2 separate regions of the Homo sapiens genome follow, and region 2 is linked to region 1. A link is an interaction called in ENCODE POLR2A ChIA-PET data of the cell type or tissue named here. Cell type or tissue: Panc1. All regions are shown on one strand. Links, peaks and the distances in the headings refer to the core of each region. The heading gives the core; the rest is flanking DNA. Region 1 overlaps LOC105369468 (a long non-coding RNA gene). Region 2 has its middle 43 kb from the start of CARD18.

The links. ChIA-PET counts read pairs that join two places held together with the same protein. Peaks named below come from ENCODE experiments on the same cell type or tissue, not always from the same donor. Only the 100,000 strongest peaks of a DNase experiment are listed, where the experiment ranks them.
Region 2: POLR2A ChIA-PET joins it to region 1 with 9 read pairs; 2 of 35 experiments call an interaction of 5 or more read pairs at or near these places.

Annotation. Positions count from the first base shown.
Region 1 is chr11:105,167,604-105,170,533 of GRCh38, forward strand. The region is part of intron 4 of LOC105369468 (a long non-coding RNA gene); the gene reads right to left. The region is part of intron 2 of LOC105369469 (a long non-coding RNA gene); the gene reads left to right. Among named protein-coding and RNA genes, the nearest start is that of CARD18, 29 kb to the left of the region's middle. In Panc1, for the core only: no CTCF peak of the experiment used is centred there; a DNase peak (open chromatin) is centred at 1,062.
Region 2 is chr11:105,095,605-105,098,534 of GRCh38, forward strand. It overlaps the pseudogene CARD17P and the pseudogene CASP1P3. Among named protein-coding and RNA genes, the nearest start is that of CARD18, 43 kb to the right of the region's middle. In Panc1, for the core only: no CTCF peak of the experiment used is centred there; no DNase peak of the experiment used is centred there.

The sequences.
Region 1 (2,930 bases), core at 106-2,605:
TATTGAATACATCTGATCATGTAACTCAACATATTTAACATACATCTGGATCATAATAGTTACAAAAATCAATTTTATTTTCTTCATGTTCTGAAATATTCCGATTACTCCACCATTAAATCTCAGTCTAATAATGCTTTATGTGGAGATAATAGTCATGTCCTATAAGAATTTTTATTTTTTGTTGATTACTATTGAGTGTGTTGAAAGTTGCTGGAATTCTAATTTCCAGGCAAGTGAAATGTTACTGTGCATTCAGATTATTCTAGACACACAATCTTAATCTGTGTATAGTCGGGGCTCAATATGTAGACTGGAGGAAGGCGTGGGCAGGGCAAAGGAAGGTGGCTGAGAACACAATTCGTAGAACACAGATATGCCGTCCTTTTCATCACTTCCTATTCTGTATGTCATGCACTCTCCTTTGGGGTCAAGGATAAATATCTTGCTCCTATATATACTGTTCACTGGACTATAATCTTGAAAGAAATTTGATGCTAGCATGTAATTAGCTCCCGTGAATATTTGTTGAATGAATGGCTGCATGAACAAATGAGTGTTATTAATTAATTGCTTGGTTACTTGGTTACTAACATGGAGGAGTTCTTTTCTGCTAATCATTTCCAGCTCATTTTCAACAGTCTCTTTCTTCTTCCATACAAATGTCAAAATTTCAACTTTGCCTTTGCTCAGTAACAAAAGATATCTGGGTTTCTTTAATAGACTACTACTCTTTTAAACTTATTAATTTTAGTAAATAGATAATGCTCATTAGAAAAATTAAAATACAAGTAATAGTCTCACTTTGAAAGTACCAAGTGACATTTTAATTTTGGTATTTAATCTTTACCCACTGGGTCTCTCTAAGAAGCACTGTCACAGATTACAAGATAAATGAAGTAAGTAGCATTTCTTTGCCAGAAAAGGACAGTCTGGACTGTACACAGATTTTAGCAGCACTTAGTGCTTTTCCCATCTTCATTCTATTTCACAAGAAGAAAAATCAAAGAGACAAGCAAACAGCAACTCTGTAAATGACTGCCAACTGTTACTGGAAGGAAATGGGTCATCTTTTTCACCAAATAGGTGACTGACAAATAACCAGCAAATTCCATTGCTTGGACTCATCATGCACCCAAAGTTATTGGCCTATTCACTACAACAATGGAGAGAGGACAGCTTGTAACAAAGGCAACATTTTGGAAAAGATGTCAAAATTAAAGAACTCTTCATAGTAATTTGAATACACCTTGAGAAGAGAGTGGATAATATTTTTCTCCTCTTTTTTTTTTTTTTTTTTTTTTTTTTTGAGTAGAGTTTCGTTCTTTTGGCCCAGGCTGGAGTGGAATGGCACGATCTCAGCTCACTGCAACCTCTGCCTGCCAGGTTCAAGTGATTCTCCTTCCTCAGCCTCCCAAGTAGCTGGGATTACAGGCATGCACCACCACACCCAACTAATTTTGTATTTTTAGCAGAGATAGGGTTTCAACATGTTGGCCAGGCTGGTCTTGAACTCCTGACCTCAGGTGATCTGCCTGCCTCAGCCTCCCAAAGTGCTCATCTTCTTAAAGTTAAAATAACATATCAGAAAGATCTGTTTAATATTTTTAAAGACAAATTCAGCCTTAAACTGAATTTCAATTTTATTTTATTTTTAATTTTTTTATTTTCATAGGTTTTTGAGGAACGGGTGGTGTTTGGTTACATGAGTAAGTTCTTTAGTGGTGATTTGAGAGATTTTAGTGTACCCATCACCCGAGCAGCATACACTAAACCCAATTTGTAGTCTTTTATCCTTCACCTCCTTCCCACCATTTTCCCCTGAGTCCCCAATGTCCATTGTATCATTCTTATGCCTTTGCGTCCTCATAGCTTAGCTTCTACTTATGAGTGAGAACATCCTGTGTTTGGTTTTCCATTTCTGAGCTATTTCACTTAGAATAATAGTCTCCAATCCTATCCACGTTGCTGCAAATATCATTCATTCATTCTGTTTTATGGCTGAATAGTATATTCCATCATATATATCTATATAATCATATATATAATCATATATAATCACATATATATATCATATATGTGATATATCATATATGATCATATATAATATCATATATATATATATCATAGTTTATCCACTCCTTGATTGATGGGCATTTGGACTGATTCCACATTTTTTCAATTGCAAATTGGGCTGCTATAAAAATACATGCACAAGTATCTTTTTTTTAATAATGACTTCTTTTCCTCTAGATCGATACCCAGTAGTAGAATTGATAAATCAAATGGTAGATCTACTTTTAGTTCTTCAAGGAATCTCCACACTGTTTTCCATAGTGGTTGCACTAGTTCGCATTCCTACCAGCAGTGTAGAAGTCTTCCCTTTTCGCTGCATCCATGCCAACATGTATGGTTTTCAGATTTTTTTAAAATTATTGCTATTCTTGCAGGAGTAAGGTGGATTGCATTGTGGTTTTGATTTGCATTTCCCTGATCATTAGTGATGTTAAGCATTTTTTACATGTTTGTGGGCTATTTGTATATCTTCTTTGGAGAATTGTCTATTCATGCCTTAACCCACTTTTTGATGGGATTGTTTGTTTTTTTCTTGCTGACTTGTTTGAGTTCATCGTAGAGTGTGGAGAATACACTTTCTTCTTTTTAAAGATAAAATAAAATAGCAGAAAGATCTGTTTAATATTTTTAAAGACAAATGCATCCTTAAACTGAATTTCAATTTTAATAAAATAAATATTTGACATAGATATTGTAATATTTGTGAGTAAATTGTATCTTATGGTGCTGAAATGCCTTTTTCTCCATTATTCTTATTAAAATCCATTGTTTCCAGGATGAATTCAACAGGTCATGGGCCTAATGAATCAAAATAAGTAACATTTTCTTTCTGATCTTTTTTTTAATGATTATTT
Region 2 (2,930 bases), core at 165-2,664, 72 kb before region 1:
TTGGTTTGTTACTACTACCAATGGCTGAGAGGACAACGTTCTCCTCTTAGCGTCTGTTCAATCATATTTATCAATATATTTGCTCTATCATTAATTCACATGCACATACACACATACATTCAAGTAACATTCTTTCAACAATTCTTATTTCTTCTAACTCTCAAACTAATTTTAAAAACCACCAAACATCAAAGTCTCAGACTTGAATATAAAACAAATATCTACCAACCAGTCATACAATTCACAGAAGCCACATCTTGAGTGCTGACAGTGTATGTTCTTTGACACTAAAAAACAGACATAAACTGAAAATTCATGATGAATACAGATGAGGACAGTATTTGAATGTCTGGTGTTCTCAAAGACATTAGCCTCACCAACATGGCAGGCCTGGATGATTATCACCTTGGGTTTGTCCTTCAAACTTGGGCAGTTCTTGCTATTCAACGTTTTAAAGATTTCATTGAGTTGTAATACATCTGGGACTTGCTCAGAGTATTTCTTCCCACAAATGCCTTCCCGAATACCATGAGACCAGAGGCCTTGTGCTCTTGGTGCAGAGAAAATACCTCCAACTCTGTAGTCATTTCCTGAAAGAGACCATACTGCTGATTTTGGACTATGTGATTAACCCTCATGGCACCTTGGAAAGCCAATAAATAAGTACTTAAGGATTTCTTAAGTAATTTCATGACAAACAATGGAGGGCCAAAAAACCTTTTAGTCTTAATTTCGAGAAAGGTGAAGGAAGGTGTTGTAGGAAGTCATTCAGAGTTATCTGGTAAAGAGAACGTGGCATTACTGAGAAAAAAAAAAAAAAAACCTTCACATTTAAGTTAAACCAGACTCATGCTGAATGACTCTGATGTTTCAGGGGAATATGTAGCATCCAGCATCCTTCCATGGCAAGTTTATATTTTAGATTATCAACAGATTACAATTCTTGGTCCTACAACCAAGCTTTCTAATATTATTTAGTTACACAAAGGGCATGACCGTTGTCTCTATGGTATAATAGACCTTACCGAAGCAGTGAGATTTCTTTTCTCATCCACCTTGTACCCCAGATTTTGTAGCAGCATCATCATGCCTATGACATCAACCTCAGCTCCCACTCTTTTAGAAAGACTGTCAAACTCTTTGTTAAAGATAATGAGAGCAAGCATGATGTGTGCAGCTTGACTTGCCCATTATTGGATAAATCTGTAGGAAATGCAGTTTGGATGAATAGTCTTATTCTCTGTAATTTAATATTCACCTGGTTAATTTATGACCATTTTCCCTTTCTTAGTCCTATCAAGGTACCAAATCCCTTGGACTACACATTGAAAATGGGGAACGGAATTCAGTGCTACTTCGAGAGTAGGCATAGAAACTGCAAAGGCCCAGATGGCAGGTTAGCTACTGACTTCATTTTTCTTGATACGTAGGATTTTGAAAAATGCACAAGCTTTGAAGCCAGAATGCCTGAATTCTAAAACTGATTGCTCTAATTTTTTATTGTTTTTCTTTGGGCAGAATATTTAACAACCCCATGTCTCAGCTTCTAGATCTCTAAAATGGATTATTTTTAAGGTTAAAAATTATGTATTATCATGTACAAAATGCTTAGAACAGTGCCCACTCTTAGTGAACATTCAATAGCTGCCATTGTTGATGTTATTTATCCAGGAATTGGGTGCAATTAGGAACTGTTTCTATAAACCTGGGATCCTAGGATGCAGGATTTTTTTTTTTTTTTTAGGTAAAGGAAGCAGAAGTAAGATTCTCCGTTGAGAACAGCTCTAAGAAAAAGCCACTGCATTTCAGAATTGCCTCAAATGTATCTTTCACCCCACTCTAACCTTGTGTTCTGAGCATGGCACCTCTGTCAACTTTTCTTTCCATATCCTTTTAGCTTCGTCTAGGGAGCAAAGCTTGATGCTTCCTCCTGAGCCTGAGGATGTAGGCATAGCAGGGCTGTCCCACACTGCCACAGCCTGAGGAGTCGCAAGAGTCAAAGAATATCATGAACATTGGCATCCCTCTTTGTTCCGCTTTGTGTTTCTTACAGCCTCACCTAAGGATGAAGCCACAAAAGTGGAAATGCATTCTTAGGAAGACAATCCTGATCTTTCACCGCTGAATAATTTCACTGCTAATGGAGTACATTTCCAGCCAGAGATTTCCAGGTGTGCAATACAGGGATCTCCTTTCATATTTCAGGATCAGTATTTTTACAAGTATTTTAGATAAAAATGTAGAAAGGAAGCTTTTCAAGGCCATGCATGAAAAAATGCTCAGAAAACAATCAAATGTGTGAGATAAAATAGAACATAAATTTATTTCAAAAGATTTGAACCATAGAATAAAATTTAATGGGAGGAGGTCTTAACAAAATCTACCAAAAATCTTTAAGAAATATGTTTATCTCTTTATTTATTTACTGAATAGACATGGTAGTAAGCACTAGGAATACTTTTTTAATGAACTTTGGCCTGTCCTTCAGGATCTCTTCCTACTATGTATACATATGGAAGAAGGAGATTATTAAATATATGAACTAGAATGATAAATGCTAAAATCAAAGTGCACACTAGATGGATTTATAGCACTTAACATTGACTGCACAGACATATGAGGAAATGTTTTCACAGAGTTTATGTGAAAAAATCCTTGCAGCTTTTATTTCATCACCAGTACAACACCATCCGACAATGTGATATAGTTGTTAAAAAACTTAATGTAATCTTTGTTTCAAGATAGAAATTAGTTTTCTAGATTTGTGGAGTATCTTTTAGAAACTATTATGTCAAGGAAATAATATTTAATTTTGAAAACAAGTTTGAGAAACTGTTATACAATTAGTTAGATAAATAAAGGCAGCATGAATTGTGTTGACTTGGGGAAGAACTAATTGGAATGGATATATTGGAGAAAACTAAAAATTA